Linked DNA regions of Mus musculus: region 1 is linked to region 2. A link is a loop called in an ENCODE intact Hi-C map of the cell type or tissue named here. Cell type or tissue: left cerebral cortex. All regions are shown on one strand. Each heading gives the region's core, and the rest is flanking DNA. Links, peaks and the distances in the headings are about the cores only.

Evidence for each region. Hi-C counts contacts between places; a loop is a spot of excess contacts. Peaks named below come from ENCODE experiments on the same cell type or tissue, not always from the same donor. Only the 100,000 strongest peaks of a DNase experiment are listed, where the experiment ranks them.
Region 1: it touches region 2 in a loop (6-fold over the local background); 14 of 42 quality-filtered maps call a loop at or near these places.

What each region holds. Positions count from the first base shown.
Region 1 is chr15:11,970,394-11,986,784 of GRCm38, forward strand. It overlaps Sub1 (SUB1 homolog, transcriptional regulator), which reads right to left. Exons shown (of 5, transcript NM_011294.3): 4 at 16,063-16,171; 5 at 10,946-13,904. The coding sequence ends at 13,825. Among named protein-coding and RNA genes, the nearest start is that of 1700047G03Rik, 12 kb to the left of the region's middle. In left cerebral cortex, for the core only: no CTCF peak of the experiment used is centred there; DNase peaks (open chromatin) are centred at 7,993, 8,428, 8,645, 9,079 and 4 more places; H3K27ac peaks cover 2,526 bases.
Region 2 is chr15:12,099,721-12,116,111 of GRCm38, forward strand. No RefSeq gene overlaps it. Among named protein-coding and RNA genes, the nearest start is that of Zfr, 9.9 kb to the right of the region's middle. In left cerebral cortex, for the core only: a CTCF peak has its summit at 8,633 (motif pointing right); DNase peaks (open chromatin) are centred at 4,263, 6,941 and 8,770; H3K27ac peaks cover 1,330 bases.

The DNA of each region.
Region 1 (16,391 bases), core at 7,627-12,626, 130 kb before region 2:
TTTAAGAGTTCCACACAACATATTTTTCAGTGGCAAATAATATCTAAGAACCAACACAAGTAACGGTTGGGGGTGGCCTGGTGCTGCTGTGCATTCAAATGCTAAATTCTGTACTCCAAGATCTGGCTGCCCCAAGAATTCCCACATATGCCAGCCTTTGTTGGGTAAACCTTGTTCCCCAATTTAAATCTATAGGTTAAATAAAAGTGGTAAATTCCTGGGGAGAGTAGGAGGCGGCAGGGTTTTAGTTACCAGGCAGGGATCACAGGCAGGGACCAAGAGGAGAAGGAGAAAGGGGGCGAGAGAGAGCACAGAGGAGAAAGAAGAAGGGAGAGGAGGAGAGCTCCATTAGACTCGATGGACCAGGAACACGCGCCAGAGTCAAAGGGTCTGCCAGGACAGACAGCTGGAGCAGAAATAGCCTAGAAAGACTCAAACAGCAAGTATCTGGGGAGCAGAGCTGGGGAAGTAGCCAGCCTCGCTAGAGAAGTGTAGTAGGGTGGTTTACCCCGTGACCGCACTAAAGCTAAATGAACGCCACATAATCTGAGTCTCGCTCACTTGAAAATCTAACAGGGATAGAGGACTCCTGCAAAGTTAGAGCTTGAGGAGAGACAAGTGTATTCTGGATAAAAGTTACTCAAGCTGGCTGATCCAAGATTAGAGATGACTTATGAAAATGCATGTAGCCTGACTTGTTCGTTCTACATAAAATTTTAAAATTAATACTCTGTTTGCTAAGGATGCCCTTAAAGTGTTTTCAGCTTGTGCTAAATCTACCCTGTGAGCCAATTTCTTTGCCATGCTTTTTAAAACATACGTTATCCCCATAGGTGGAAACGTCATCAATTTAATTTATAACGGATCTTTTCCCCAGGTTTGCTTTTTTTTTTTTTTTTTTTTTTTTTTTTTTTTGGACAGTCTTCCTCTTGTAGCTCAGGCTAGCCTGGAATTTACTATGTAACCCAGGCTGACCTCAAACTCAAAGTCCCACTGCCTCAGCTTCCTAAATGTCAGGGACTACAGCCATATGCCACCAAACTCAGCTAACTTAGATACATTTTAAAAAGAAACAAGTTCATTTGTTACTGTAAAGCAATATTTATATTTATGGCATTTGTTCAAAATCACATCAGAGCGTTTATAATGAAGATGTGGCCACTACACTCCAACTTTCCCATCCGTTTTATGAACAAATTGGTCAGCTTTTTCCTTGTCTTTTTTTTTTTTTTAAGATTTATTTATTGGTTATATGTAAGTACACTGTAGCTGTCTTCAGACACTCCAGAAGAGGGCGTCAGATCTCAGATTACGGATGGTCGTGAGCCACCATGTGGTTGCTGGGATTTGAACTCCGGACCTTTGGAAGAGCAGTCAGTCGGGTGCTCTTAACCACTGAGCCATCTCACCAGCCCTCCTTGTCTTTTTTTATTGAAGTTATATTAACTGAAGTGTTAAAGTTTGACAGGTTTAATAATAAAAATTATGTCTTTATTTTTTGTTTGTTTGTTTATTTGTTTTTCATCTAATATTTGTTGTGTTCTGTGCTGTGTTTTGTTCTGGTCCCGAGCTGACTGGAAATCATCTATTTCACCAGTTTGACCAGTGTGGTCACCGTTCTATCCCCTTCCTAGCCACCAGGTGGTGCTGCAGGACCGTCTCCCTGTTGCTTGCGTGCTCCTTGAGCTGCGGTAGAGCTGTCTCAAGTGTGACACAGCACGAACTTTCCAGATTTCCTTGCACGGAGCTCTCTTGAGTGTGTGATCCAAAGCCATCAAGAAACTCCCTGTACACAGTATTAATTCATAGCTCACGATACGTCTGGCTTCCTAGGCAGCCATTCATAGGCCACACCTATGTTTAAACATCTATTGGCGCTACAAAAAAAAAAAAAAAAAAAAAAAAAAAGCAAGAAGAGTCCAAATTTTCCAGTCACAAATAGAGAATCGAGTTCTGAAGAGTCCACCTGACGATCAGCAACAGTAGTTCCTCGGCCTGATGCTTTTATAAATCATCAAGACCTTTTTCAACAGACGCTTCCTCAAAGACGTCTGCACCAGACAGGGAGGAGAATGGAACCTGCCAATAGTCAAGTGTGCCACCACCTCCTGCAATAAGGCTTCCAACTGGCGCTTGGGACCAGGAGTCCCATTTCCTGCCTGTATATCTGCCCTGGCCACATTTCAGACTTCCACATTCACTGACTTCCACCTGGTTTGCTCAGGTAATCTTGCAACCAAGCTTGCGGGTTGAACATGGTAGGAACACACTCTGCCAACTGTAACCTTAAAACAAACCCTTTCTTCCTCAAGTTGCTTTTGCCAGAGTGTCTAATCACCTTAAAGGGGAAAGAACTAAGGCACTCCACAGAAATGTACTACATGGGGGGAACTTCCAGACCTGTGTTGGCGAATACTATGGTGTCAGGAGCGAGAGCCCTCAGGGAAGACAAAGATGCTCCGCCAACCCTTCCATTTGGCTACTCGCAAGCTGTATACCTCATCGTAAAGTAGTCATAAATTGAAGCCAGACATAGCAGGGCAAACCTGAACTCTCAGCACTTGGTTGACTGAGCAGGAGGCTTGTGAATGTGAAGTTACTCCGGGCCGCACAACAAATATGTCTCAAAAGAAGAAAAGGCTAGCCCAGGCAGGCATGCCACTAGAACAATCGCTGAGGGCTTGCATCTGGCAGAGAGATTGAGATCGGCCTGGGCTTTTGAACTCTCAAAGCCTACCTCTAGTAACATTATCTCCAGCAAGGCCATGCCTCCCAATCCTTCCCCAAACGCTTCAGTAACTAGACCAAGCATTCAAACCTAGGAGCCCAAGGGGGGCCATTCTCATTCAAACCACTACAGGCGGTTTTGGAAAAGTACTTTACCTCCAAACTCTTTCAGTGGAAACATGGAAGCATACATGTGTGCGTAGATATATCTACAATTTATTTTCAAACAGCAAGACAAAAAACATTGTGAATTAACGAGTGAAGAATATGTTTCCTATAACCATTTGTTCAAATTTCTCATGTACTACAAATGTACTACATGGGGGGGGTGGGGGGGGGTGGGGACGGACTTCCAGACCTGTGTTGGCGAATACTATGGTGTCAGGAGCGGGAGCCCTCAGGGAAGACAAAGATGCTCCGCCAACCCTTCCATTTGGCTACTCGCAAGCTGTATACCTCATCGTAAAGTAGTCATAAATTGAAGCCAGATTGGTTTCCTATAACCATTTGTTCAAATTTCTCATAGGTTTGGAGTTTATGAATGTAAAACCAAGCCCGAAGTAACTGAGGTGGGAAAAAGAGTCCAAGTGTCTAGTACAGTGAAGCGTAAGGGTCAGGGTTTGCCTGTCTTAACAAAGTGCTTGCCTCGCATGCACAGAGCCCCAAGCCCGAGCGGCACATAAACTACTGTGATGATGCACATCTATAAGCCCAGCACCCTGGAAGTGGAGGTGTAAGTCAGAAGTTTAAAGTCCTCCTCTACTACGTACCAAGTTCAAGACCAGACTGAGCCACATGAGACTCTGTCTCAAAAAGACACACAACACTAGTGTAATGGTCACTTTTATTTCCTCAGGTCAAGGAATGAGATGAGAGCTGTGCCCAAGCTGTGTGAAGGCACGGCTTGGGCTGAGCCCGGAGCATTTCTTTCTCTGTTCTAACTATCCCTAAGTCTCGGCATTGAAGCTTCCGGCCTCTGTACAATCTAATCTTCCAAGCTGAGTGATTCCATCCAGCTTCTCTTGGCTTTTGCCTGAATTGCTCTGCTTGGCCTCAAACCAACTTTGGCAATGTTCTAATCTTCTGGCTCCTTCTGTTTTTCACTTATGTCTACCTTGTTCTCTCTGTAATCTGACTCTAAAACTGTCATACATATTCTCTCTCTCTCTCTCCCCCTCTCTCTCTCTCTCTCTCTGCTCTTAAGTAGCCTCTCCTATGCTGTTCCTGTATGAGCTGGGTATATCCTATCTCTGACGCATTCTGTCAAATCCTTCTATGACCTGTCACTTTGTCTGCCCCTCAATTATACAGCACTTTCAAACATGGCTGTTTTCGTCTACAAACCAACCTTACCTTCATTCTTTGGAATTAAAGGTGTGTACTAAGGGCATGTCTGTAGTCCAGCCAGATCACAGACCTCGAAGGTCTTTCGATGTGATCCCTTGCCAGAGCAGCCATGTTGCTGGACTAAAAGTCAGAGGGGCCATCTGTGGTGTTACTTCCTTAGTAGAGGCATTAGGCTCACAAAACTCCCAAGGTTCTTCAGTACAGAATGGAGAAAGCTTAGCATTCCTTCTTTCGTTATCTACAGTAATACCTTAGGTCCCAGTACTGAAGGGACGGCAGCTGCTGGGATATGTCTTGCTAAGGGGAAAAGGGAGGCGTGACAATTGCTCCTGTGGGAGGTTTGAAGTTCCCAGACCAAAAGCTCCCATCTTCCTTCCAACCACAGTCGTCACTTGAACCAGTGTTTGCCCTGACAGCCAAGCCAACCCTGACCCGGTCCACAGCTGCTCTACAACCACTGGGAGAGTAATTCAAAGATGTCATAAATGTTTCTAACTCTTATTTCTATGTGATTATTTTCTCCTTTCCTTACACACCTTTATTCCAATGAAGTGTCTAAAATTTTAATCCCACTTACTTAACCATAGTTACTAGGTCTACCGAGGTCATGCTATCTGGTTGCAGTGTCTACTGGACTAGAGTAGGAGTAACTAACTCACTTCGCTAGTTAAATACGCTAGTTAAGAGCGAATCTGAAAGGGTTCCAGAAAGCATCCTACGCTCACCCACCGTAAAGATCCTGGTTGGTTGGTTAGTTAAATACGGCAGCATTTCCAGAAGAGAAGGAAGGTTCTCTTTCTGAAAAAGGGTAAGTCAGCTTAACAAAAACATAGGTGGGGGATGAATGCTCTCCTCTGTCGCTCCCCTTTCTCCTCCTGAAGTTGAACACCATCTTCCTTTGCCCTTGGACATGGCAACTCTAGGTCTTAGCCCTCCAGCCTTGGACCAGAAAGCTTCACCCTTAGCCCTGGTCGTAGGGCCTTCAACCTTGTTAGCCTTGCTTCTCTGCTTCTCCAGTCTGTGGTCCTAAGTAGGATCTTAAAGCTCAATGATCAGGCAGATGCTCATCCCAATACTCTGAAGGCAGAAACAGGCGGATCTCTGTGAGTTCAAGACCAGCCTGATCTATGTAACAAGTTTCAAGGCCAGTTGGGATTACATAGTGAGTTCCTGGTTGGTTGGTTGGTTGGTTGGTTGGTTGGTTGGTTGGTTGGTTGGTTGGTTGGTTGATTGATTTGTTTTTTTAAAAATCAACCTCTGACTTTGTGAGGCAGGTTTCCTAGTAAGCCTTTTCTTACTTCCTTCTGCCTTTCTAGAGAACCCTCACTAATGGAGAGGACTTCATAGAGACCATGGAGAATAGTAAGCAACATTAAAACATGTGTACCCCCTGAAAGTATTAGGTCCAAAAGAACAGGGTGGCTAAAGGAGCTAAGTTGGAAACTGAAGAAGTCACAGTTCTTTGAGACTCACAGTGAGCCAGGGTGAGCAGGGAGCCCGGCTGGAGAAACAAATGTCTAACTCATGTCTCTCCCTTTGATTTCCCCACAGGGATCCACACTGGCCACGGCTGGAAAGGGGGAAAGTGTGTTACCACATTCATCCTGGGCAGCCGGCCAGATAGGAGAGATGAAGAGCGAATCTGAAAGGGTTCCAGAAAGCATCCTACGCTCACCCACCGTAAAGAGCCTCTGAGTCCAGAGCCAATGGTGGACCGACTCACGATCATTTGTGTAAAAGTGGACAGAGGGAGCGAGGTCAGGAATTTAGCACTTTTCTTCTTTTTGCCAGCATCATCTTCACTAATGGTTAAGCTTTTATAGTCATAATACACAGGATGCCCGGCAATCAGCCAAGACCAGACAAAAGCCACCACAGCCCTTAGACTCAAGCCCAGCTCCTCCTGTCCCTCCTTCATGAGGTCTGGCCAGGATGAAATCTTACTAGTACCGTCGGTTTTCTTAGCTTAGCCTAAAGCAGTGGTTCTCAACCTCCCTAGTGTTTCAACCCTGTAGCACAGTCCCTCCTGCTGTGGTGACCCCCAACTATAAAAATTACTTCATTGCTTCCTATCTGTAATTTTGCTACTGTTACGAATTGTACTGAAAATACCTGATACCAAACTTCCCAAAGGGGTTGAGACCCACAGGTTAAAGACTACTGGTTTAATGGATCAGCAAGGGGTCATCTGAGCTAGCTGGAGGTGGACGTGTGGACAACTGTTGTTTCTGCAGCAGTGGGGAAACGGGAGATGGACGTAAGAAACCCAGCAAGATTCGCCGGGTCAGGTGCTAATCCTAGCTCTTTATTCTAAACAGTGAAAACTAGGGCAAGGGTTACTTCAATAAAGTCCATTGCTACATCAATTAACAAAAAATTCTGCCATCCTCCTGTGCCTGCTACACAAGGACATAAGTAAATAGGGGCTCAAGGTTTAGAGTTAAAAGATGGGAGTTCAAATCCCACCCCTGCCACTTTTGCTATTTGGACCACATCAGCGATTCTCTGGAGACCTCGACTTCTTCCTGTACAAAATGTTGTCTGGTTTTTTTGTTTTGTTTTTTCGTTTCTCAGAGAATGAAAATCGGGTGGAGAAATAAATGCCCCACAGCTGCTACCCATGGTTCTCTAGCCCTGTTCTCAATAAATGTGGACTCCTAACCCACATCTGTGTATATAACAGGCTCCCCACAGGGCAGCTCACAGTAAGGGATAGTTCTACAAAGTTAGCAGGCAAACCTGTCTAGTTCAACTTTTCAACACTTAGAGGAAGGAATCCTAAGCAATCTTAAGCTGTGCCCTCCCACACATCCCTGATTACTGCTACAGTTTTAAAAAGACAGGGGGGAAAAGCTGTGGACCAGGCATGGTGATGCATGCTTTTAATCCTGGCATTCTGGAGGCAGAAATGGGTGGATGTCTGTTAATTCCATCTGGTGTATGTAGTGAGTTCTGGGCCAGCGAGGGCTACACAGTGAGACCCTGACCCAAAAAAGTAAGCACATAAATATAAGTTAGCAAACCCAGTCTTGGATGCAATTCGGATTCATCTCTAATGTGTACACCATCAACCTTTCTGAGATGCTTTTCGGATGAAAGCGGCTTCTATTTCAGGGACCACCATGAGGACTCAATTGTGCTGAATTATCAAGAGTTTCTAAGAGCCTCCTCTGCCTAATAACTAATGGCTGTAGAATGAGCAAGAAGCCATTTCTCATCTTCAAAAGCAGCAGAGTTCCCAGGTTACATGAATGTGGGTATGGATGCCTAGATAACAAAAATCCTGTTACTAACGTCTCTGAAGAAAGCCTTGGGACTTCTGAGAGTATTTTTAGTGGATTCATATTCAAACTTGAACCCCAGAAGACACTTTCAAACCTGAGGCATAAAAACGTGCTGATGGTCTAGGGTGGCATTTCAAAAGTCACGCCAGGACAACCCACAAGGAGAGGAACGTGAAACCAGCCGACTCAACCTAAGTGTTTGATAAAAGAAGGCAGGTAAACTCTTTCTCCTCTCGGATGCCCACCCATGCCCTGCACGCCTCTACAGCCTACACGGGCCACCTAATTGACAACCTACTTTTCCAACTACAGACTTTCTCCCGCATTTGACAGCTTCCACTTTCCCCCCACGAGTCGTCAGCTCCAGTGAACCTCACTTAGGAAATCTCAGAAATGACAGTTGTGAAAATCGAGAAAAAAGAATTCCCAGAATAAATCAAAAGGCATAATTAAATGATCCCCAATCCTAGATTGAAAGCTTTCCCTAGAAGACATTGGGAACATGACTGTCTTGAACGGGTGTCTGAGGGAGGGAGTATTTAAGTGTTCTCTTACCATTCTTATACCAATGTGCATTTTTAGAAAATAAAGCTGTTGTGTTTTGGACATGAAATTTCTCCCATAGGCTCGTGTGTTTGAACATTTGGTCCCCAGCTGGTGTCACTCTTTGGGGAGGTTATGTAACCTTTTGGAGGTAGCTCCTTGCTGGAATCTGTCACAGGAGAAGGCTTTAAGGTTTGGCTTTCACTTTTAGTATATATATTTCATACCTGCACATAACATTTATCATAGCCATCCCACCCCCAACTCCTCCCAAATCTACCCCCATCCTAACTTCATTTCTTTTATAACCTACCTAGTCCAGTTTGTGCTGACAGGATTATTTAGAGGAGTCAAGCCGGTGGAAAGGGGTGTTATACATGGGTGTCCTATCTACGACTGAGCGCTCCCTAGATAATGTCTGTATTGGTCAGATATGAGTTTCTGCATTAACCAGTGTCTACTGCACAGAGAGACTTCTCCCATGAAGACAGAGCTGCAAATTTAAAGGACACGTTGCTACTATGACCCTTTAGCAGAACAGCAGTAGTACATCCACTATGGTTCGCAGCAGTGGGGACTTGGAACCTCTTAGCCATTAGTTCTTGGCCAGATTAACATTTCCTCCTAGGCACTGGGCCTTAACTCCAACCAGAAAGTCATGACTCCTTTAACATGTCACTGCTGCACCCATGGTGACTCCTGTAACATGTAACTGCTGCACCCATAGCCATTATCTTGGCACAATGGTCACTACTGTAGCTCCCAGAATTCACAGTTCAAGTAAAACTGTTGACTCACGCCCCCTACCCCCTACAGCCTACATTGCACCTTCTGGTACTATGAAAGCTGGCCAGAGATTTCCCCACGTCCTGCTACCAAATATGATGTCTTCAGCAGCGGGGTCTTACCAGGTTCTGATGGGCAAACATGAGCAACAGCCTTTTTTTTTTTTTTTTTTTTTTTGTGGTGGTGGGTGGGAGGGTCACCTGACCAACAACTCAAGGAGAGGCATCCCATACTAGGCAACCTACGTAGGGTAGCTCCAGCTAAACTCTTGTATATATAGATGTATTTGTAAATTTAGAAAGCATGATTTCCAAATGGCTTTCTCAAACATCCTTAGTGCTATCCCTCCCACAACTCCCTCAACTGCCCCCAATGTCCCCACTGAGTGCCGTCCTCTTAGTGTGGCCCACTTGCTGTCCTTGCTCTGCTTCTTGACCTTCGATGCACTGTGACCAGCCAGATTGCTACTCCTGTCCCTGTGCCTTCCCTACCTGCTGCCACACGTCTTCCCCATCATGATGCTCACTCTGAACCTCTAAGCCGAACAAATACAAAGCCTTTGTTCCCTTGTTTCTGCCAGGGTATTATATCACAGCAATAGGAAACTAAACAAAACTAGGCCGGAAGCTAAACCCATCAACAGGACAGTTAAAACTATAACGTCCTAGCATTTTCTAGAACACACAATTTCAGATGTGTTCTAGGTTTTGATGGTAGAACTACTTGATCCAGTTTTTCTCAAACAAGGAATATTATTGTATCCACCTGAGATTCAGAGGCAAAGTGCAGTCAGAATCAGAGAAAGGAAGTGGTATATGTCATCATCTAATTACAGTAGTGATCCAGGAGCCCCGGGCCCAGGGGAGAGGGCAACCCACTTCCCTCTTCACCTGCGTTAATTTCTCCCTCCCCACTACACCATGAAGTGGGCTCAAGGACCCCAACTAACTAGCAGTAGTCTGGGCATGTGCCCTGTTGCAGCTGTGAAACGCAGCCCCATGCCAGAAAGGACACATGAACACCATAGGGCCAACAGAGGAGAGAGAAGGGGGTCACCACAAGTGGGTACTTGGAACCAAGGAAAAGCCTAGCTCTCATTAGGGGGTCTTCCAGCTCTGGGACCCCTCTCAGTTTATACTGCTTGCCAATAAAACTCTGCTCTCATTTCAGACTTTTTCTATACTTCTCAATTCTCTGTTAGAAGATAATAAACTGAACTCTAGCCTGCAACAAACTCTTAAGAAGCCTGCAATAAAACATAGGAACAAACAGGGTCAGGTCACTATTAGTCCAACGCTAAAATGAGTTCAATTCTAGAGACTATGGACTCTGAAGACTGTACGTAAGGCAGGAGGGCAGAGGCCTGTCTTAAATGGTCAGCAACAGACCACTGTGCAGTAAGCAAGCACATGCAACATACTGCACGTATGTAAAATCTGTTATCCTATTAACTTCATCTAGACTGCAGGAAGCTCAAGTACTACTTTGGTTTTCCCTTCTAACAGGACATTTAAGTCCACGTTTTATTAAAATCTAACGCTAAAAGTCGCATAAACGTCCTAAGTTTATTTCTCCTTATTGAAGTTCATAAATAAAAATGTGAACAAGCTCTCTACATAGCTGCGTAATACAACTTGACAAGATGAAAGGGATTTTATAAATGAAAATACAAGTGCACTGTGGTGATTTGGATGAGCCTGGCTCACACATTTGAATGCTTAGTCACCTGGCAGTGGCACTACTTGAGGACTAGATGGTGTGTTCTTGATAGAGTAGGTGTGGCCTTGTTGGATGAAGTGTGTAACTAGGACTGGGCTTAGAGGTTTCAAAAGCCCAACTAAGGCCCAGTATCTTTTCTCCAGCTGCCTAAACATCTGGATGTAGAACTCTCAGCTACTTCTCCAGCACCATGTCTGCCTGAGTGCTACCATGGTCCCTGCCATGAACATGATGGGCTGAAGCTTTTATACAAGTTGACTTGGTCATGGTGACAACAGTGACTAAGACACACACCACAGCATCAGACTGCACAGCACTTGCAGGATAAAAACTTGATGCTGTGCACTCCTTGGCATTTGCATATATTTTCCCATTTGGCTCCCATTAATCCCACACCAAGTCCCCGAAGTCTTCAGATTTAACACTTGAAAGCTAGTACAGATTCTAGAACATCCAGAGAAACATTACTTACAGCAGATAAAGGTGTGTGAACTCACTCCATCTTCAGGTGTGTGAACATGGGATAACACAAAGGGTGTGTTTCTTGTTTTTATTCAACATTTAAAATATTCACAGGTGGAATAATAGGTTCATTGACACCTCCACGGAAGATGTACTAAACAAAGCATACAGTCATTCCACAATTACAGAGTCACATACTTCTCACTAGATGCATGTTTACATTATAGTTTATCTGGAAAAAAATACCTTTCTTAAGAAAAAAATCTTTAGTGTTTCACTACATTAATTTCTATAAAAAGTGAACCACAAAGAAATTCAGAAAAGATACCTAAATATAACTCAACGGTTCTGAAGACGTTCACAGGCTCTATGGCAAGCTCTGTGCTAGCGTTCCTGTCAGGAACGCTTACATAACTGTTCAATCCCTTCCTCCCTTTGCAGCCAGACCAGGATGCTCTTTCCCCACGGTTTTCCCCACGCTGCTGACTCCAACACTACGCAGCACAGACTGGTTATCACAGCGTCTTGACTAGGTAAGGAGGTAGTATTTCTCAAGATTTTAGGCATTTGTGAAGCAAACAAAAGAAAATCTGAGTTTTTCTTTTTCAGTGATTGTGGAAATTGGCCAAAGGCTTTTTACCCTAAGAGGAAAACCCATTTGGAAGCCTTACTATGGAGCATATTAAAGGGCAAAACCTGGCAGCAGATCTAATTATTTTAGTGTTACAAAATAAGATATTATGCCTTAAAATGTCAAGCCTTCTTCCTGGGAGAAAACTTACTATGATGGTTATTAGTTCAACAGAATCTAGAACTACCCAAAAGATAGGCCTCTAGGCATGATGTCTGGAGAATCATCTTGCCTGCTGTGGCCAACTCCAGCTCCTGGGCTCAGGTTAATGAGACAAAAAGGAACTGAGCATGCAATCACAGCTCTCAGCTTCCTGGCTATGGAGCCATGTGGCCAGATGTCTGGAGTTCCTGCCACTGTGACAATGCGACAACGGACTGGAACATGGAACTGTGAGTCAGGATAAACCCTTTCTCCCTTGGCTGCTTCTGTCAGGGCACTTCACCACAGCAACAGAAAAGAAACTAAGACACTGAGGAGAAAGGCATCTGAACGCAAAATAGAAGGACTGTACCCTTTCTTTTCCATCTGAAAAGTCCTTCCTCTTCTTTTAACTCAATTTTCCTTTTCAACACACAAAGAAAAATAACAACAACTCTGGTATAACATTAGTGAATGTATTTAGCTATCAACCTAACAAATTATGCCCGAGAAAGCTTTCCACATGGAATTTTATGCTAAGCAGCTAGCAATGCCTAGGTAGCAGACGGCAGATCTCTGCAATCGGACAGCTGAAATGTACATATAACACATGGCCTCAGGAATTTACCTGTTATTCTCCCCTCATCTGCACCAAACCAGTCTTATGTTCTAACTATCCTTTCTTTACATGACAAATAAGGAATACTTTATAAAATCAATGAAATGCAACACATTATAAGAGGATCATCCCTCAAGAATGAGCTATGGTATATATCTTAAACCCTTTGATATATATGTATCAATTTGGAGTAACACACTAAAAAGTTACCTAAAGAGTATCTGTGGGGAGGACAGTTAACCACATGAGGCCTGGCAGACTGTTTTTTAAATTTAATCCTTAACAGTTCTATAAAATGCTTAGACGGTGGGACTCAGTATGACAGTGCAATTCTGATATGGCAGCCCTTAGTGGCAGCATTTTTTCACATCTATAAATTGTCCTTGTTAGCTATTATTCTACGAAGACCCATCTTAATGTTATCACCAACATATCATGTGCACAACATTTAGTTTCAAGAAAGTTCCTTTCTCATCACAGGCTAGCTCCCTTCAGTGTGGTGACTTTCCTTTGCAAACATTTTCCCTCAGAACACTATGCCCTTTTCATTGGAGCAATGTCCCTAAAACATGTGCCTGTCTGCTTGCTTAATCATCACAATTGAAATGAAAACCAATGGAAATGTCTATCAAACCTAGTTAACATCAAGTCTGGAAGTCACTTGTCCAGATTAACTGTAGAACAGTCAACTCTAAAACTGCCCACAGAACCTACCACAGTTGAGCTCAGTGCCACATCTGACTACATAGAATCCACACATTATTAGAATATAACAGTAGGCCAGTAAGTTTCACACTTTTTACAAGTCTAATCTAGTTTAATATCTGACTTTATAACCATCACCCTAGCACAAATGTTTACTGAGTGACAGCTCATCAGACATCAAAGTCACTATGTTCTGTAAACTAAGCAACATCTACACAGAGCACTATGAATAATGACATACACTTGCTTGGAGTTCTCATATAAGTCATGTTGCCAAACAGATACTAGTAATTAGCACAGTAGACTTAGGAGGCAACAAAACTGACAGTTTGACTTTCTAAATAAGCGTAATCTATCTGAGTAAAGAGTGATTTAAACTTGAGCACTAAGAGAACTGAAGAAAAGATAAGTTATTGTGGTAGGGAGAAGTCCTGGAGAGGAAAACGCAGTAAATCTGGTTGGAAAGAAAAAGGCTGAGTATACATTTCACAAAGCAATCTAAGAAACTCAATGTAATACAAATCCTTCTGAATGTAAGCTGACTCAACAGTGTGCCTAGTTGTTCTTTTGGCCTTAAACAGTAACTAGGTTTTTTTGATCAAAAAAGGGTACCACAGTTAAGATTGTAATGATCTGACTTTATTTTACACACTAGGTAGGGGGCACAAAGCAATCCTCTTTAATAAACTTGACAATTAGCTTCACTTAGAACATTTTAATAATGCACATTAAAAAAAAGTATTTGTCTTACAAATTGTTCTGCAATCCAAATATACAACAGCTTGGAAAACAACATTTAGAAAACAAAAGCCAATGTAAAAAGACAACTACAACAGTACAGGTTTGATATGGCTCAGATTTTACAGCTTTCTTACTGCGTCATCTATATCAGAGATCTGTTCCTTCAGCTGGCTCCATTGTTCCATGTTTAAAGAAATACCTAAACAAGGTTTAAGAAATACAAGGTGAAAATCAAGCCTTTTGGGGGATTTTGATATATACAAATATTTGAATCAAAACTGTCATTTCACTTATGTGGATTTTTAGTGTTGAGAACAAAACCCAGATCTCAGGCACGCCACATACACGCTCTATTACACCAGCTGCCTTTTGAATGGCAACCAGAATATTGAAGTTTTTATGAGCGATCTATATTGATATTAAAATCTTAAATTTTTTAGTCATAGGTTCAATTTTATATCCAGTTTAACTTCCAACAGTGCACCTACATAATGCCTATTTTGACCAATAAGTACAGTAACAATCCGAAGATTGTCACAAACATATAGAGAACCAGATTTGGCATTGGCAAATTTATATCCAGACATTGGCAGTTTTATATCCTGTCTCTTCCAACATTTGTTCCATATTTCCACCAAATTTCAATGTGTTTAGCTCTGTGCTGAGTTCTTCCATCAGCATCCATTTCACTTTGGGAAACTCCTTAGAGTGACTCAAAAGGGGCATGGCAGAGTGCACAATTCAGATGGGTATGGGTGCACTCTGGAATCGTGCTATCAAGAGTGACACTCAGCTTCACCATCCCTAGCTGCCTTTCCTAGACTCAGTTTCTTAATCAGTAAATATGACTTCCACATCAAAGGGTGGTTATAATATTTAAATCAGGTACAATGAAACCTCAATCCAACATCCCATACACGCAAACAATGTATTTTTCAGAAAACTGCTGAGGGACCATGAGAATGTAATAGGCAGCAGCAGGAAGGAAGCCTGTGAGGCTAAGTCAGTTCCTTAGGAAACATATGCAAGAATGAAATCAAGGATTAGCCACTGTGGAAAATCCTGAATGAAATCTCAGACAGAAATAATCAGTAAAGATAAAAAAGGAAGCTTCTAAGACACACTTGAAAACTGCATCAAAGAAGTGTCACCTTTAACAGTGGGCAGACTAGTACTAGAAGAACACATTTTTTTCCTTTTATTAAAAAAGAATACACATTTATTCACTGAATGGGTGCACACATGCATACATGTATGGGCCCCCCTGTGCCACAGAGTTTTCCACAGTATAGGTAGTATCCATTCTCTCCTTTACCTCATGGGTCCTGGATCATACGGCTTGGCACCAAGTGCCTTCACCTGCTGAGGCACCATACCTTACTGGCCCAAGAAAGCATTTCCTCAACTAAATCAACCCATAGAACTACATAAATTTAGGTAGTGTAGTGTTAATCTTTTTCAAAGTTTTTTAACATGACCATGTACAACAGTTTCACCTGACATTTTCCTGCATGTATATAATGTATCTCACCCTCCACTCCCTTGCTATGCCCCATTTCCCACTCCTGCCCATCGCCTGCCTCTTCCCAACCAGTCCCTCCTCTACTATGTGCGCGCCTTTGTCTACGCTCCCTGGAGCACAAGTTAACAGTTCATCTTGACCATCAACTCAATGGATTTAGTTAGAACCATTATGAACACACCTCTGTGAGTGTCCACAAGTATCTGTGGACAGATTAAACTGATGAAAGAAGACCTGCCCTGAATGTGGGTGGCCCCACCCGCCTAAGGCCTCAGTGACACCAAGCCCAGCCCCAGGACACTCTTCTCTCCACATCCTGACTGGGCCCCACGTGAGCAGCTGCCTTCTGGCTGGGTCGAATAAACCCTTCTTCCCTTAAGTTGCTTTTATCTCCTATTTTGTCACAAGAAAACTAAACATAAGTTGGTGCAAATGGTTTCTAGTTACTTTGTAACAGAATAAACTGTTTCTACATGCTAAGAGGCTTGAACTGGGCAAAGCACCAATACTAAGGGGATAGAGACCTTTAAGGACTCTGTATTAGAGAACATCTTGCTAGAGCTGAATCCAAAGCAAACACTAAACCCAGGAGTTTGCTACTTCTCATTTTACAGTTTCCAAAGTAATGCCTAATCTGCCTAGGAACTGATAAAAATGAAGTTAAAGTTAGTGATCAATTCAACGTGACAATAGATGCTGTTTTCCTAGGTTTCATTACAAACTGCTTATAAGAGGATCAACCAAGTAAGGCCAATCCTTAACCTGTATTCCCTGTAACATTTTAAGGCAAGCATTCAATCAGTATTAACATCAAACTGAAGAAATAAAACCTCACCTTTTCTTCCTGGTTTCATTTCACCTTCTGAATCCATCCAATATTCTCTAATATCAATTAGAATTTTTCCTTTGAAGTCCCGAACACTGACATATCTCATCTTTCCAATCTAGCAGAGAGTGAGAAAGAAAATGCATAAAGAGAGGTTTTGAATTTATATTCACAACTTGCACTTATAATCCTGGAATAAGTATTCAACTGCAATTGGAAGGGGGGGTGCATGCATGTATGTATGTCCACAGAATGACTTCAAGTGTCTTTATCATTCTCTGCCTTGCCTTGAAAAGATCTCTCACTGTTAAGTTGGCAGACCACAGAGTATCCAGGAG
Region 2 (16,391 bases), core at 3,831-8,830:
CAGGCAGGCAGGGCAGGCAGGGCAGGCAGGCAGGGAAGGCAGGCAGGACAGGCAGGCAGGCAGGCAGGCAGGCAGGCAGGCAGGTAGGCAGGCATGGTACTGGAGCAGTAGCTGAGAGCTTACATCTTATCTAAAGACAGAGGGAAACTAGGCCTGGCATGGGCTTTTGAAACCTCAAAGCCCACCCACAGTGAAACACCTCCTCCTGCAAGATCACACCTCCCCATTCCTTCCAAACAGTTTCATTAGCTGGTAACCAAGTATCCAAACATATGAGTGGGCATTTACATTCAAAATAACATACATACTCACCTACAAAATACATAAAAATATAATTTTAAAAATTCACTGATATAAAAGGTGAGCTTTGGGGTAAGAGGCAGAGAGCTTCCACCCCCTTGCTGATACAGACAGCCATGACAGCTGTCCCAGGTAATCTAGATGCCAAAGGGAACTTAGGTAAAGGAAGAGTTACCATTCTCTGTGCCCTGTGTAAAACTTCTTAGCAGGGCTGGAGAGATGGCTTAGTGGTTAAGAGCTCTGACTGTTCTTCCAGAGGTCCTGAGTTCAATTCCCAGCAACCACATGGTGGCTGATAACCATTTGTAATGGAATCTAATGCCCTCTTCTGGTGTGTCTGAGGACAGCGACAGTGTACTCATAAATAAATAATTTTTTTAAAGAAAAAAATGTCAGTCAGTGGTGGTACACGCCTTTAATCCCAGCATTTGGGAGGCAGAGGCAGAGGCAGAGGCAGGCGGATTTCTGAGTTTGAGGCCAGCCTGGTCCGCAGAGTGAGTTCCAGGACAGCCAGGGCTACACAGAGAAACCCTATCTCAAAAAGAAAGAAAGAAAGAAAGAAAGAAAGAAAGAAAGAAAGAAAGAAAGAAAGAAAGAAAGAAAGAAAGAAAGAAAGAAAGAGAGGGAGAGAGAGAGAGAGAGAGAGAGAGAGAGAGGGAGGGAGGGAGGGAGAGAGAGAGAGAAGAAAGAGGAAGAGAAGAAAAGAGAAGAGAAGAGAAGAGAAGAGAAGAGAAGAGAAGAGAAGAAAAAGAAACTTCTTAGCAAAGAATCAGATAATGGCTTCAGTCCCTAGCTCTTTAGCTTATTAATTATGTTAATTTGGAATGTCACTTAACTTCTCTATTCAGTTTTCTCAACAAAACCCAGGGGCAACAGTAGTACCTTGCATGAAGCTCCAGATTCACTCCCCAGCACCAAAATACTAACAGCAACCCCTACCTTGAAGTGTTGTAAGAAATCAAACACATCTAGAATCTCGGTTGGCTGTAACATATAAACACTGAGTGCTTTTGACAGTTTTAGCATGGCCCTAAGGAAACGTCATGTTGCGTGAGGCAGGACATGGCTGTGCTGCCTCCTATCTGCTGTTTCTACAGACCATCTCACCATTTCAGAAAATTGCATCACCACTGTCCTAATTAGCCAGTCCCTGGCCCAGTTCAGTGAGCCTTTGCAACTGCTGTATCCCTGGAGAAGCTTACAAAAGGCACAAGCTCTGGTGTGGACAGTGTCTTCCCGAGAATGTTCCCCCAAACGCTAATATACAAGAAGACATATGAGTGTACTAGGAAGCTTTGCCCTCTCGCCTTTGCTTTATTCTTCAACTAAGGCAGCATATTGGTTTTTAATTATAAAATTATACTCTTATTTATTTAGGTTTGTTGTGAAAGCAGGTGAAGTCATTGCTTTTCCTGTAACTATGGTTAATGTCTCACAAGATGCAACTCAAAGGAGAATGGTTGCTTTGGGCTCACGGTGTCAGGGCATCCTGTCCATCATAGCGAGAATATAGTGGCAGATAGTTCCAAGGTGAAGTCTGCAGGAGCAGGGGGCTGAGACTCCTTGTAGCTCAGAACAGCAAATGGCAAAGAAGCTGGGCTGAGCTGTAAACCTCAAACCTCCTCCCACAGCGATCCATTTCTTCAAGCTAGGCCCCACCTCCCAAGCAGGCACAACCTCCCAAACATACCACTGGAGACCAGGTGGTCAAACCCGTGAGCCTGCACAGGACAATTGACACTCAATTATAACACGCTCTAGCTGTGTAGCCCAAGTGGCCTCTACTGCTAATATTTGTGCCCGTCTTCCAAGTACTGACCAAATTTTCACTTAAAAAAAAGGCAAAATTAGGAGCCAGTCAATTGGCTCAGTGGGTGAAAGTGCTTGTTCAGCAGGCCTGAGATCATTCCCCAGAGCCCACAGGAGGAGGAGAAAACCAACTCCAGAGAGCTTTCCTGACCCTCCACCCGCACACCATGGCACATGCGTGTCTGCGTGCGCATGCACGCGCGCACACACACACACAGCAAACAAACAAACAAATGGATGATTGAGTAGCTAAAGCTGATCACAGTGGCACACACCTGCAATGCCAGTCCCGGGAGGTGGGGGCAGGAGGACCAGGAGCACTAGGGGTTCAGGTCAAATGGACCAACTGGACCTACAGAGGGAGACTTGAGGAAAGAGGAAGGGGAGGCAGGGGAGGAGGGAGGGAGGAAGAGAGAGAGAGAAAAAAAGGGAAAACTTCAAAGTTATACACGTGAGAAAGGGGTTGGTGAGAATGTGTGGACAGAACAGAGAGTGTAACAGGGCTGAGTATAATAAAAATACATTATAGACATGTTTGACAATGTCATGATGAAACCCATCATTGTGTATAATTAATATATCTAATACAGTTACACATGCACTATGTGAAATTATCTATAATTCCGAAGAGAGTAGGATATTTTAATAAATCTGCTATAACAACAACAACAAAAGGCATAGAGCTGAGTTGAGTGGGTCATGTCTGTAGTCCCAGGACTTGGAAGCAGAGACAGGAGAAGCAAGAGTTCAAACCATCCTTGGCTTTAGGGAAAGGTCAAAGGCAGCCTAAACTACGTGAAACCCTGTCTCAACCACAAAAACAGGGGTGGGATGTGGCGTGTGGTAAAATGCTGCTCCAGCATGCGTGAAGCACTGGGGTTGGTCCCCGCCACCATACAGCACAGTGACGCCTGCCTGTAACCCCAGGACTTGGGCTATAGAGGCCGAAGGATCAGGAGTTCAAAGTCACCCTTGGCTGAATAGTCAGGTCAAAGCCAGCCTGGGCTCTATGAGCCTCTGTCTCAAAACAAAAAAACAAACAAACACAAAAATAAAAAAGAAATCGAAGCAAAGCAGATTTAAGGTTGAAAGAGAAGCACTGTTCTGTGGAGCAACTAATATTAATTATTTTTTAACTAAGTAACCCCTATGTTAAAGTAACGGTGCATTCAAGAATATGTAAATCATGAATTAATTTAAGGACTTTCTATGGAGTATGTATCTATAAATTACAATTTTATGTTACCTTTGCCCTTAATGGACTCTAATATCAATCAGTCCTTTCTCAATCACTGTGCACCAACCAGTTAAACTTACAGCAGAGGCCGGTGCTGCTCACCTTCCAAACTTGATGCGAACAACAATGCAGAGTCTGTACCTGTTTGGAGGTTAAGGTTACATCCACGAGAGTCACCCACGGGGCAGCAGAGCCTTCACTCCTGGTGCCAGTCGCCAGCTGCATGGATAGAATCTATTTCACCATTTGACTGTTAGTAAACGCTTGAGTAGCGTCCAACTGGGGACTCATTTGAATGGCTGTTTCTGCGAACTCTCTTGCGTATATCCGTTAGTAGGTATATAAACGTATTTCTGAAGTGCGTCTGGGCCACATGCACCCTTGAACTTAATGGATTCCATGAAATGGTTCTGCAAAGCAAATGGAACTCCTGGCATCTCCCCCAGACTCCTGGCAGGTCTACTTGCAACACACTCTCGTATTTCAATATTTCAATGTTGTCTTCTAAGCCCATATCACAGGGAATGTTATCTATAGGACTGTGAGACTTTGCTACACAAAACTAGCAAAATGCTAGCATGACCATGCTAGCTAACATTCATGTCCCTTCTGAGTGCATTCAGAGGCCAGTACCGCTTAGGGGAGCAGTTGGATACACTCAGGGTGGGCACCGCTTAGGGGGGCACTTGGATACACTCAGGGTGGGCACCTCTGGCAAATCTTACAAGACAGACGATGGAGGCCCTCAGCCACGTCCAGGAGACAGTTCTAGGTCTCCCCACTCAATCTTGTGAAATGAATGGCTTGCTCCAGACTCCTCCAGGCAGAGGAAGGGATTGTTCAGAGGCTTCTGGCCTCCAGCCCAGCTATGGCCACTGGAGCAGGAGGAGTCTGGGAGGGAAGAGGAAGGAGAAACAAGGAGGCTGTCTAACAGCTAGAAAGCAGACTCAAGGTAGGTGGGAACGAGGAGAGCCAGGGTACAAATGACTGTATTTCAAAGATGTATGCAAATCAGTGTAGCAGAACTAAGTTTTAAATGGAAAGATTAATTCATTATGTAGTGAAAACTTTTTATAGCCACCACAGGATCAAGTAATGGAAAAAGTACAGTCTCTTTTGCCTCTCAGATTCAACAACCTCTGGTTCCTTCACAATCAGCCTGTGCCTGGGGAAGTATGTGCATGGGACTCTTTGGCCAGTTATTCAGTTTCTCTGTTGTACTCTGTGTTTTGTAGACTGTTCACAGGGAGTAGAAATGTATTGGGCCATGGCTTTGGAGGCCATAAGTGTTAAGGGGCCAGCATCTAGTAAATATCTCCTCACTGTCATTATGTGACAGAAGGTAAAAGGCAAAGAAGAACTGTGTGTCCTCATATGGCGAAAGAAAAATAAAATAAAAAGAACTCACTTATGCAAGCCTTCTTTATAGTAGCTCTATTAATCACCTTTTTATTTCTGTAACAAAATACCTGAAAGAATGAACATAAAAAGAAGAAAGGTTTGTTTGGGCTTATGGTTTCATAGTTTTAGCCCACGTCCAGTTGGCCCTATTACTCTGAGACTGCAACAAGCAGTCCATTGTGACTCGAACAGGGCAGAGGAAGCTGTATATACACCTCATGGAAGCCAGGAAGCAAGAGAGACAAAGGAAGAAAACAATGATCCACAATCCCCTTTGAGGACATATGCCCAATGACCTAAAATGCCCCTGCTAAGCATCTCCTCTTGGGCTTCCAATGCATCCGAATAGTACTGGGATGAGCATCCATGTCTTTAATTGTGGGTCTTGGGGGGGGGGGGCATTTTTCATCTGAATTATGTCAGTGGCTTCAATCCATCAGCTCTGAGCAACTCTCATTGGGTGGAATTAGGGATTAAGCTCCCAACTTGTGAGTTTTGGAAGAAAAAAAGATCTGTAAGGTTATAGCACTGGGGTTAGGACAGTGTGTCTTGGGGACAGTGTGCCCAGCTTCCTTGCCAGTAAGGCTTATGAGGGAGGGGAGAAGACACACACAGCTTGTGCAACCTATTGCACAAGCTATCCTTTCCATCCGAAATCCAACCTGCAATGCTGGTTTAGTGAGACTACACTGGAATTCGGGGATCTGTTGGGATAGAGGAATCCAGAGGTGGTCCTTAGCATCAGGAAGTTGGAGAAACATAGGATTTAGATGCTCCGACATGAACATGTTTTCCAGTTCCTGAGGAGCACAAATGTGCTGTTGCTTTATAGAGATGCTGAGGCTGACAAGATGGCTCAGCAGGTAAGAGTGACCAGAGTTAGATTCCCAGGACCCTCGTGGTAGAAGGAAAGAACTGACTCACAAGTTCTCCTCTAGTCCATGTGTGTGTGACACATGCACACACAATAAATATAGTAATTTTAAAGGGAAGTTTCTAAGCAATAAAGAGGCAACACATTATAATGATATACAATATGTACATATATAATATATATACATATATGTGCATATGTGTATATATGTATACGTATATACCTGTACATACTCACACACACACACACATATATATATGTGTATATATATATACACACATTATATATGTGTGCGTGCATATATATATATATATATATAGAGAGAGAGAGAGAGAGAGAGAGAGAGAGCGAGAGCCTGGTGAGATGGCTCAGCTGGTAAAGGCACTTGCTGCCAAGTCTGTCAACTTGAGTTCAATCTCCAGGTTGGGGTGAGAACCAACTCCTTGCATGTGTCCTCTCACTATCACAAATATACTGTAACACATGTGTGTCCATACACAGGTATGCAAAAGAAATAAAGAAAATGTGACTTTAAAAACTAAAATGTATCTACTGCTGGGCACTGGTGGCGCACGCCTTTAATCCTAGCACTCAGGAGGCAGAGGCAGGTGGATCTCTGTGAGTTTGAGGTCAGCCTGGTCTACAGAGCTAGTTTCAGGATAGCCAGGGGCTACACAGAGACGCCCTTTCTCAAAACAAAACAAAACCAAGCAAAGAAAAATCTAAAATCCCTCATTGGCCCTTTGACAGAACGTCAGTGATGGTGGTCACTTGGTATTATCGCTTTTCCACACACCACAGCTTTTATTTGTAATGGGCCTTCGATTCACAGAGAGGAATAGCTTCGCAAGGCACCCTGGTGAAGAGCCCAGCTCAGTAGTGAGGGTGCATTTGGAATGACTCTACAGACACACGAACAAAGGAGCGCCCGGAGACACAGCGCTGAGGGGGCACAGCGTGGATGAACGTTTTCCTCGCGGTAAAGTGCATCCTTAGGCCTTTGCTGAAACCACAGCTCAGATAAATAACACAAATGACACAGGCAAGGGTCTAGGAGGCAAAATCAGAAAGCAGCTGTGTGCCTAAGAACGGCTCACCACGGAAGGATCGCTAAGCCGAACAGCCCAGACACACTGGTCTTACTGCCTGGATTGGTCCTTCTCCCAGGCCAGCCTCTGCGCCTCCACACACTGCTCTTCCTCGGCTTCTAGGCTGTTCTTGTTCTGTTCCTTGGCACGTTGGATCAAACTACTCAAGCTGAAGATGCCATCTGTTTTCTGCTAAGATCTTAACTAGTGCTGTGTAATATACCATGTGCTCCAGGAAGCAGAAGCCGAAGAGTGGAATTAGCTTGCTCATGTGTGGGGGAGGTACCCACAGCTTCATTCTGCTCTGGACCAGGGCCATGAAGAGAAAGAACCTGGCATGGATTTGCATCGCGGGTTTTCGCACTAGGGCGGCTGAGAGCACAAAATGGAGTGAAGGGGCAGGATAAGGCGTTAAAAACCCAGTGACTAGCCAACTAAGAAAGCAGACATCCAGAAAGCCTCAGTGGTCATTTTAACTAAAGCCCCTCATCTGTGAAGTCACGGTGTGGGGGAGGGGAGGCATACCTAGAACTGTGAAGTCACGGTGTGGGGGAGGGGAGGCATACCTAGAACTGTGAAGTCACGGTGTGGGGGAGGGGAGGCATACCTAGAACGTAATTAAGGGCTGCAGTGTTTCAGCATCAATTAAAGACCAGATTTTGGTTAAGTTTTGAAATTAGGACACAGGTGTAAAAGGACCCAGCATAGAATGGGTCCACGTGGATGGGACAGGAAGAGCTCTGTCTGACCCTTTCTATACTCCCTGGGCTGCAGCTGCCCCAACAAAGCTTCTATACCGAGGCTGCCTCACAGAGACTCACATCCACTGTACCCATAACCCGCATTACCTTAAAGCACAGTGCTTGGGACACATCTTAGGAGTGTTGAGCCAACATAGGTTAAGTTGGGATATACTCTCCTGTTGCCTGGGCCCTAGGCTACACACCGCCTAACCCTGCCTGCCCTTGGGGGTTGGGGGTGAGGTGGCACAGAGTCAATGACACAGATTCCAGGAGCAGGTGAGGCTGCTGCAGCAAGCTCACCCCAGCACTGCTGTAAGCTCCTTTAATCCCCTCCACCCAGGAAAGCATCTCTTCTAAACAGCAGTTCCTGACTGGCCAGCATTGTCTGCGTAAGCCATCCTCAGTCTCTCAGGCAGTCCTTAACTAAGTCCTCCTGCAGGAGATGCTTTTGTGGCTACTGGCCCCACTCTTCCTGCTACACTCTTCTACATCCAGAAAGGCCAGTTTGGGTCTGTATCATCATGAACAGGCAATGAGGCAGATCCAAGTTCCAGTTCCAGCAGCTTTGTCACTGGACATTATGAGCACAGCAATGTCTGTGGCAGACGAACATTCAGTCCTCTAGTGAGCACCAGCAGCAAAATCAAGCACAAACCCTTTAAGGTTTTACACTCAGACTGTGTCAACTCTGTCAGTAGCTACTCATCCAGGGAAGAATCAACTCCTGAGAAGTTTCTGGGTCCTGGTAGAAACTGAACCACCGAGTATGAGACCCTACAGCACTCATTCTTACTTCATTACTGTAACAAAAAACCTGAGGCAGTTAAATTGATGAAATAAAAAATGTAGCTCATTTTTTAGAAATTCAAGAGTAAGCACCAGTCATCTTGTGGTGAGTGGTGGCAGTGTGACATTGTGGGAGCCTTGGTGGGTAGTGGGCAGTGTCACATTGTGAGAAGCTGTGGCAGATGAGGGTGGACAGTACCACATTGAGGGGAGCACATGGTTGAAGAAGAGGTCACAACTCAAAGGCAGAGCCAGAGAACAATACACAATTTGTGTAGTTGAAACTCAGAGGGCCTAAGAGAACTACCTCCACCTCTTCCAACACAGAGAGCTAAGCATCTCCACCAGGCCCCGCCTCTTAAAGGCTCTATCTCCCAGCACTGCTCGCTCACTGAGGATCAAGCTTCTAACACACGAGCCACTAGGAGGCACACTTAAACAGTACCCAAACCACAGCAGACATCAAGTTCCCTCAGACAATGAGAACTGCCAACCACAAATCAAAGACAATCTGATTTCCTAACCACCAAATTAAACATGTTCAGCATTCCAAAACAGAATCTCCTGCAGACATGCACACATACATGTGTACATATCAGGGTGGGTCAGTTCACTAGGCGCTAATGAGACTATTAAAAGCAAATGACGCAGAATCTCTGAGCCTGGTGGCATAGACCTGTACCCCCAGGTATTCAGAAGCCTGAGGCAGCAGGCTTACGAATGGAAGAGCTGCCTGCACTAGAGTGTATCCAAGGCCACGTTGAGCACTTGGGTAGACCCTGTCTCAAAGTATAAGAAAGGAAGGGGAATGTAGCTCAGGGGTAGAAGCCCATAGGAAGCTCTAGATTCAATCCTCAATACAGAAAGAAGAAAGAAAAAGGAAGGAAGAGAGGAGAGGGGAAAGAGAGAGGAAAGAGAGAAAATTCCAGAATGTTGTGGTAACAGTTCTTTTTCCCTTGCACCCTCTTCTTGTAGCTATTTGTACAACCCCATAGGGTTCCTGTGAGTGCCCGACTCACCAGCAAAGCAGACGCCACAACAGGAGTCTTCTGCAACACGTTTATTGGGAGAGCATTTACTGCATAGGCAAGAAGACCCTGAGCCCAGAACTGGTGCTGCTTATATAGGCCTAGGAGAGGTGTGACTCACATCCAGATTGGTTATGCATTCTACCTCATTTGTATGTTCCTCATCTGATTGGTTACTCTCTCAGTACCTCACTGAGCCTCATTATCATACCTCATTTGCATGTCTCTCATCTGATTGGTGATTCTCTCTCAGTACCTTACTGAGCCTCATTATCATGCCTGGGCCAGGAAGTGACTTGGTGAAAAACTTTAGTGCATATGTACACATTGGTTGTTTATCCAGACTTATGCATGGTGGCCAGCGGTAGCCAGCGCCACCTTGTAATGACATATGTGGCTTCCCACAGGTTCCCTATGAAAAGGGAAAAAAAGAAGGAAATCAGGGCCTGTGTCAGTGATCAGTCACGTGGAAAACAGGCATGAACCGCTAGTGTTGATGACTGTCACCCTGCTGCTCTGCTTAGGGGCATTCTGAGGAGACACGGTGTTCTAATTTTAGAACATATGCTGCCAAAGTAAGCACCTGAAACACAGCATCAAAGGCAGGTCTGCAGGAGTGCGCCTTATCATTGGCTTCCTATGGAAGGATGGTCTGCACACGGATCTAGACTTGAAAATGAGTGTGAGTTGATAGGTTTGCCAGATGACCAGGTCCTAGGTAAAATAAGGCTAAAAATTTTAATAATTCATATAGCTGTCTATAGTGTTTAAGTGTCTATATGCTTAGTCATACATGAACCGAACTCAGGTCCTCTGGAAGACTAGCAAATGCTCTTAACTACTGAGCCACCTTTCCAGCCCCGGAAGATGTTATTCTATTTGTGTAAAAGTATACATATGTATCAAAAAATTAGAATAAGAGAGATTTGTGTTAATAGACTTAATTGTGGATTGGAATATTAAAAGGAATTGAATAATGCAAAAAAAAAAGATAAGAGAAAGTTATGACAAGCAAGTCCAGGTACATTACAAACCTTTCAGAAAGGTCACAGGAAGTCAATATACTCGTGACCCATGTATCTGAGGTACCCCAGACTTAATACACACCATTGTTCATAGCAAAAGAACTCTGAAGATGTGATTAAGGTGATCCTGAATTATCCAAACAGATTCAAAGATCCCAAGAGAGGAAGACAGAAGTATAAAAGTCAGAGAATGAGGGCTGGAGAGATGGCTCAGCAGTTAAGAGCACTGCCTGCTTTTCCAGAGGTCCTGAGTTCAAGTCTCAGCAACCACATGGTGGCTCACAATCATCCATAATGCAATCTGATGCCCTCTTCAGGGGTGTCTGAATTTAGCGACAGTGTACTTACACATAATAAAATAAATAAATCTTTTTTAAAAAAAAGAGAGAGAGTCAGAGAATGAGCTAGAGACATTACTGCTTAGATGATATGCTTGTAGATGATCTCTTAAATGTTTGCCTCTTTCATTAACATAGATAGATAGATAGATACATACATACATAGATAGATAGATAGATAGATACATAGATAGATAGATAGATAGATAGATAGAAATACACACACATATTTGTGTGTGTGCGCACGCATGCACATGGCACACGCATGTATGTGTAGAGGCCAGAAGATAACCTCAGTCAGCTCTCTTTCCACCATGTGGCTCCTGGGGATAGAACGCAGGCCATCAGACTTGGCAGCAAGCATCAACACCTGTGAGCTGTCAAGTCAGCCCTTCTTAACCGGTTAAAAGGTGGCTCCTGGTGAGGAGAAACCACAAGGATGTTAAGGAATTAGGACAAATTCATGTTATCAAGACTGAAATGAAGCTCAATGGTGGAGTATTTGCCTAGCATGCATAATGGTCCAGTCCCCAGAAACACACACACACACACACACACACACACACACACACACTCTTCACACAAAGGTCATTGTCAGCTAGTAGGAGAGCTGGGATTTGAACTTGGATCATCAGATTCCACTACTACACTATCCCATAGAGTAGGCAGTAGTCACAGGTAAGTCTTTACATTTAAATTTATATAGCTTCTGTAACACCAGTTGCATTTCAAGTACTCAGTAATGGCTACCATGTTGAGCAGTTAGAGAATGATTTCATATTGAAATAAAATCCTATTGGATAGTATTGCTCTAGAGTGTCGTTCCAAATCAATATGCCTTTTAGCATTTGCTTATTGATATGGTTATCAGTGTCTAAGTGAGAACACAGTGGCTGAGACTCTTCAAGCTGCATTTATTTTTATATCTTCATATATTTTTAGCAGTGCTAGGGCTGGAATCCGTGGAATCGGTAGTGCCACCAAGTTGCAGCCAGCCCCTCCATGCCTTTAAATAGTTATTCCTCATGACTGTGTGGAGTTCTTCAAGTTCTTCAAATTCTTAGGAATGTATTACCGACACAATGAAACCCTTTATAACACTAGTGTTTGGATTTGAGATTTGGCAGTGAACACGGTGAGTCAGAATGTCAAGGGAACCAGGAGGACAAAACTAGGTTGGTATTTCCTTATACGCCTGTTATCACGATGGGTGGTAGCTGGGGGTGGTAGTGGTGAAAGGTATTGACTACATATGTCTTTAATACGTTGCTGTCAAGTATTTAAGTGCCTACTTATTCTAGGCATGGTGGCAGACATTGGAAACTCAGCGGTCAGATGTAGTTCCTGACCCTGAGGGGCTTATGTTCTTTCCTGAGAGGAAGAGAGATACACAGCTAGGAATAACAAGTTTATGAGTTGGGAAACGCAAAGAATGGGAGGGAGGCTAACTAGGGAGACAATGATGAATGTTCTAGAAGTTCATAAGGGAGAAACAGCCACAGGCACTAAGGCGGAGAACAAACATAGCTGGTGACCTACCACCAAGATCACATGTAGTGAGAGGTTCCTCCTACATGTTTTGGGATCACCATATATCATAAAGGATTGGCCTGCTGGAGTCAGTACGTAAGCCGATAAAATTTAAATTCTGCCTCTGCGTAGCTTACTGGTTTTTTTTTTTAAAGAACCACTGGAGATGATGTATTATAATATACAGGACTGTTCACATGGTGCCATTTCAAAAAAATCGTAGATTCCTTATATCTCCATAGAGATTGGTTTAGGAGATCTGACCCTTACAAAAAGATCAGTGGCCTGCTTAGGCAGTCTTAGGCAAGACACGTGTGAACTAGGGAAGAACTGGGGCAGGGGGAGGAAGAAAAGTTTAGATATTAAAGAAAAGATGCTGGGCATGGTAGTACATTCTTATCACTCCAACAGTCCTGAGTCTGAGGTGGGAGAATTGTACATTTGATGCCAATCTAGGCTGCCTGCATCAGGGAACTCTGTCTCAAAAGGTAAACCAACAGTCTCCTCCTAGGTGTGAGTCAGCAGAAATATGAATAGAGGTCATAGCAAGAACTCCCATCCCTGTGCACCAAGTGTGATGGCCCACAGCCACAGTCCCAACACTGAGACGAAGAAAGCAAGACTGTCTCCAAACTTGACAATGGGGCTTCAAAATACTATGCTAAGTGAAGAGAACTAGACCAAAAAGATAGATGTTCTTAACGTTTATTCATATGTCCAAAATACACAAATCCATAGAGATAGAAAGTACTTCTATGGCCAGGCCTGAGGTGTAGCTGCTGGGTAATCCTCACAGGAGGCTGAGGTGGCAGAATTGTTGCCAGTCTTGGTTACATTGTAAATAGCAACCTAGACAGGGCCACAGAGCAAAGAAAAATGGGGGAGACAGACTTGGATTCAAAGCTCTAGGTTCAATCCCTAGAATTTGAAAAATAAACAAATACCCAATCAGGGGTTGGGAGAAACTGAAGACACATGATTGCTAATTGGCATAGACTCCATTACTACAGTGAGAAAAATATTTTCAAGCTCTGGGAGTTCTATACCTCAGAGAATGTATTAAATGTCATTGAGTTAAATACATTAAAAGAGTGATTCTCACAGTATGTGAAATACAGCCTTTCTTTTGCGAGGCTAAGTTGAGACAGTCTCACTCTGCAGGGCAAACTGGTCTAAAACTCACCACAGGCTGGTCTCAAGTCTTGCTCTTCTTCACTCTAGTTAAGAGTTATCGCTGTGATAAACACTATGACCCAAAGTAGCGTGGGGGGGGGGGGGTGGAGGTTGATTTGATCTTACAATTCTTAGATCACATTCTATCACTAATGTAACTGAGGGCAGGAACTCAAGGCAGAAACCTGGAGGCAGAAATGGAAACCATGCGGGAGCACTGCTTAGCACCAAGGATCACCATCCTCGAAATGGCACTACCACCTCCAGTGAGTTGGGCCTCCCCCACACCAATCATTTATCAAGACAGAGCCCACGGACACGCCTACAAGAGAATCTTCTGGAGTCGTTCTGACAACTAAGATTCCCTCTTCCCAAATATGTGTAGGTTTGTGTCAAACTGACTATAAAAACCAACTAGCTCTTGCTATTTATTCTTCTTGATACATAGTAGCTAATGTGACCTGCTTTCTGCCTGGTTTATCTGTATTCCACAAGGTCTCTCAGGAAACCAGGCCTCAAAGGTGCAGTTGAAGACAGGCTTTCTCAGATGAGCTCCACCTTGTGGCTAACAGAACTGCCAATTAACATTCTCTAATTTGTCTTCGGATGCTAGTTGAGGTTCATAATTATAACCCCAAATACTGTGGGACTCCAGCACTGCATTCTGACTCATCAAAGCATGATTAAGCTGTGCATCCTCTTGCTTGATCACTCTTCAAGTGCTTTCTGGTGACTTGTCACTAGGCATTCGATATTGGCACTCTGCGCTCAGAAAGATCATAGTTTGGTGGGAGAACTCCCCACCCACCGAACCACCACACAATAAAGTTGTAGCTGTGACGAGGCAACTGGGCAAAATCGCACTGTGCTCTGGGAGCACAGTCACAATCTGATCAACCGAAGAGGTCACAGAGGGGACATCATGGCGGGATGCGGAGGGCAGACTGCATTGAGTTTAGTCCTCCACTACCTAAGGCAAAGAGAAGCAAGAATTCTAGGCAAGGAGATTGTAAGATGCCCTGTGTGGGCAGAGGGGACATGTAAACAGGAGGTCAGGGTTGTTGACATGATGAGAATACGGCGTTATAGACGGTGAATAGGCAGGAAGGCCAGATCATGTAAAGTCTTGAAACTTAGAAGTCAGCTTTGTCCTGAGGAGGATGAGGAGCACAGGCTTACCTATGTAGCATAGGTCGCTGACTCCAGTCAAGCACGTCTTTGTGTGTTTACCTATGTACCTCCAGTGTGTGAGCTTGTGAGGGCCTGTATACATATGTGCATGTGTGTGGTTGCACATAGAAGCCAGAGGTGGATGTCGGATGATCTTTGCTCTCCCCCTCAGATTTTGAGGCTTTTTTATTTTCAACTGCAGCTGAACTGAGCCCTTCTGATTGGACTGGCTAGGCAGAGAACCCCAGGGATCTTCCTGTAGCGTCCCACTTCTGCCCTTGTCCCCGCAGAGCTGAGGCTGCAGGTGCAGGCCATGGGGTGCTGAGGCTCAGCACTCTGGTCGGCATGCTTGCACGCCATGGACTGAGGCTCTCTCGATCTCCATCAGTTGCTTATTTGTTGCTGGTGCTATTTTGTTTGGAAGCAGGATCTCATGTATCTTGGGTCAGGCTCAGACTTCCTGTTTAGCTAAGGATGGCCTTGAACGTCTGACCTCCTGCTCCTATCTTTCCAGGGCTGAGATTACAGGGGTCATCAATTGTGCTCAGTTTATGTGATGATGGGGCTTAAAGCCAGAGCTTCCTGAGTGAATGCCAGCTTAGGCAAGCGAGCGCTCTACCAACTCAGTTACATCCTCAGCTCCAGGAAAAGTTTGTTTTCTGTTCTTAGCCCAGGGGATTGTATGCTGCTGTGTGGCCTGGCTGGGTATTCTGTGACATACTCCTCAAGCTTGAAGCCATAATGAAGTTCTTGGATTGTAGGTGGATATTCTGCATGGAGTATTTACTTACTAGAAGGTTGGTTTTAAAAAGAACATCCAGCCTTGTTTGTTTGGTGTGGGTGTGTATTACACAAGCAGATAAGTAGACGGACAGACAGAGATATACTTGTGTGTATGCCATGGACATAGGTAGAGGTTAGAGGAAACCTTGTAGAGTCAGTTCGCTCCTTCCATCTTTCCATGAGTTTCAGCGGTCAAACTTGAGCCTCCATGTTTGCACAGCAAGCACCTGAATCCTGCTAAGCCATCCCTCGGGGTCCCAGTTTTGGTTTTGGTTTGTTTTTAATAAGAAGTTTAGATGCTGCTTTAAATCAGTCCCATCTGACTCTTACCACAGCACTCTGAAGAATACTTCTTCTTCTGTATTTAGTGTATGCCTGTGTATATGTGTGGACACGAGAGGGAAGGTCAGGGGACATATTGTACCTGCCTGGGCCATTTGGCTTGATAGCAAGCACTTTCACCTGCTGAGCCATCTCAATGGCCCATATGAAGAAGATGCTGTTATTCCTATCTTAAGAGGCTCCAAAAAGTTAAATAACATTAATCAGAATATCCCCCTGCTAGCTCCCCCAAGACCCAGATCTTTTTTTTTTCTTTCAGTCTGCTCCAAACATCTTTCCTAAACAAGGTGAGGGCAAGCTAAAGTACTTACTATAGGCTAGCCTGTCACACCCCGAAGGACCATCACCACCAAGAAGCCAGTTTCTACTTCAGTTCAGTGTAAGTTATCAACACTGTAACTCTATCCTCTCAAGACAAGCAGCCAAACAGAAAGCCAGCCCTTAACAGAAATCAACAATTGCCACCCGACTCTTCTCCTCCCATTTAATGCAAATAGCTTACTAGTGGTGAGGCTTATGGAAGCAGCTGGCTGCTTAGCTAGCCTAGAGACTTCATTGTTCCGTGAAGTTCAAGGCAAGTCACCTTTTCAACACAGTTCTAATGCCCCATATGTAGGAGATTTTTTTCCCCCTTAGCAACACAATTGGGAACCATCAGTGTTCTCGAAAACAATGACACTGATTTTCCCCCAAAGCCCTACATTTTCCCTTTGAAATGAGAAAAAAGACAAACCAGGCAGGTTCTCAGAACCTGTACTGTTGTA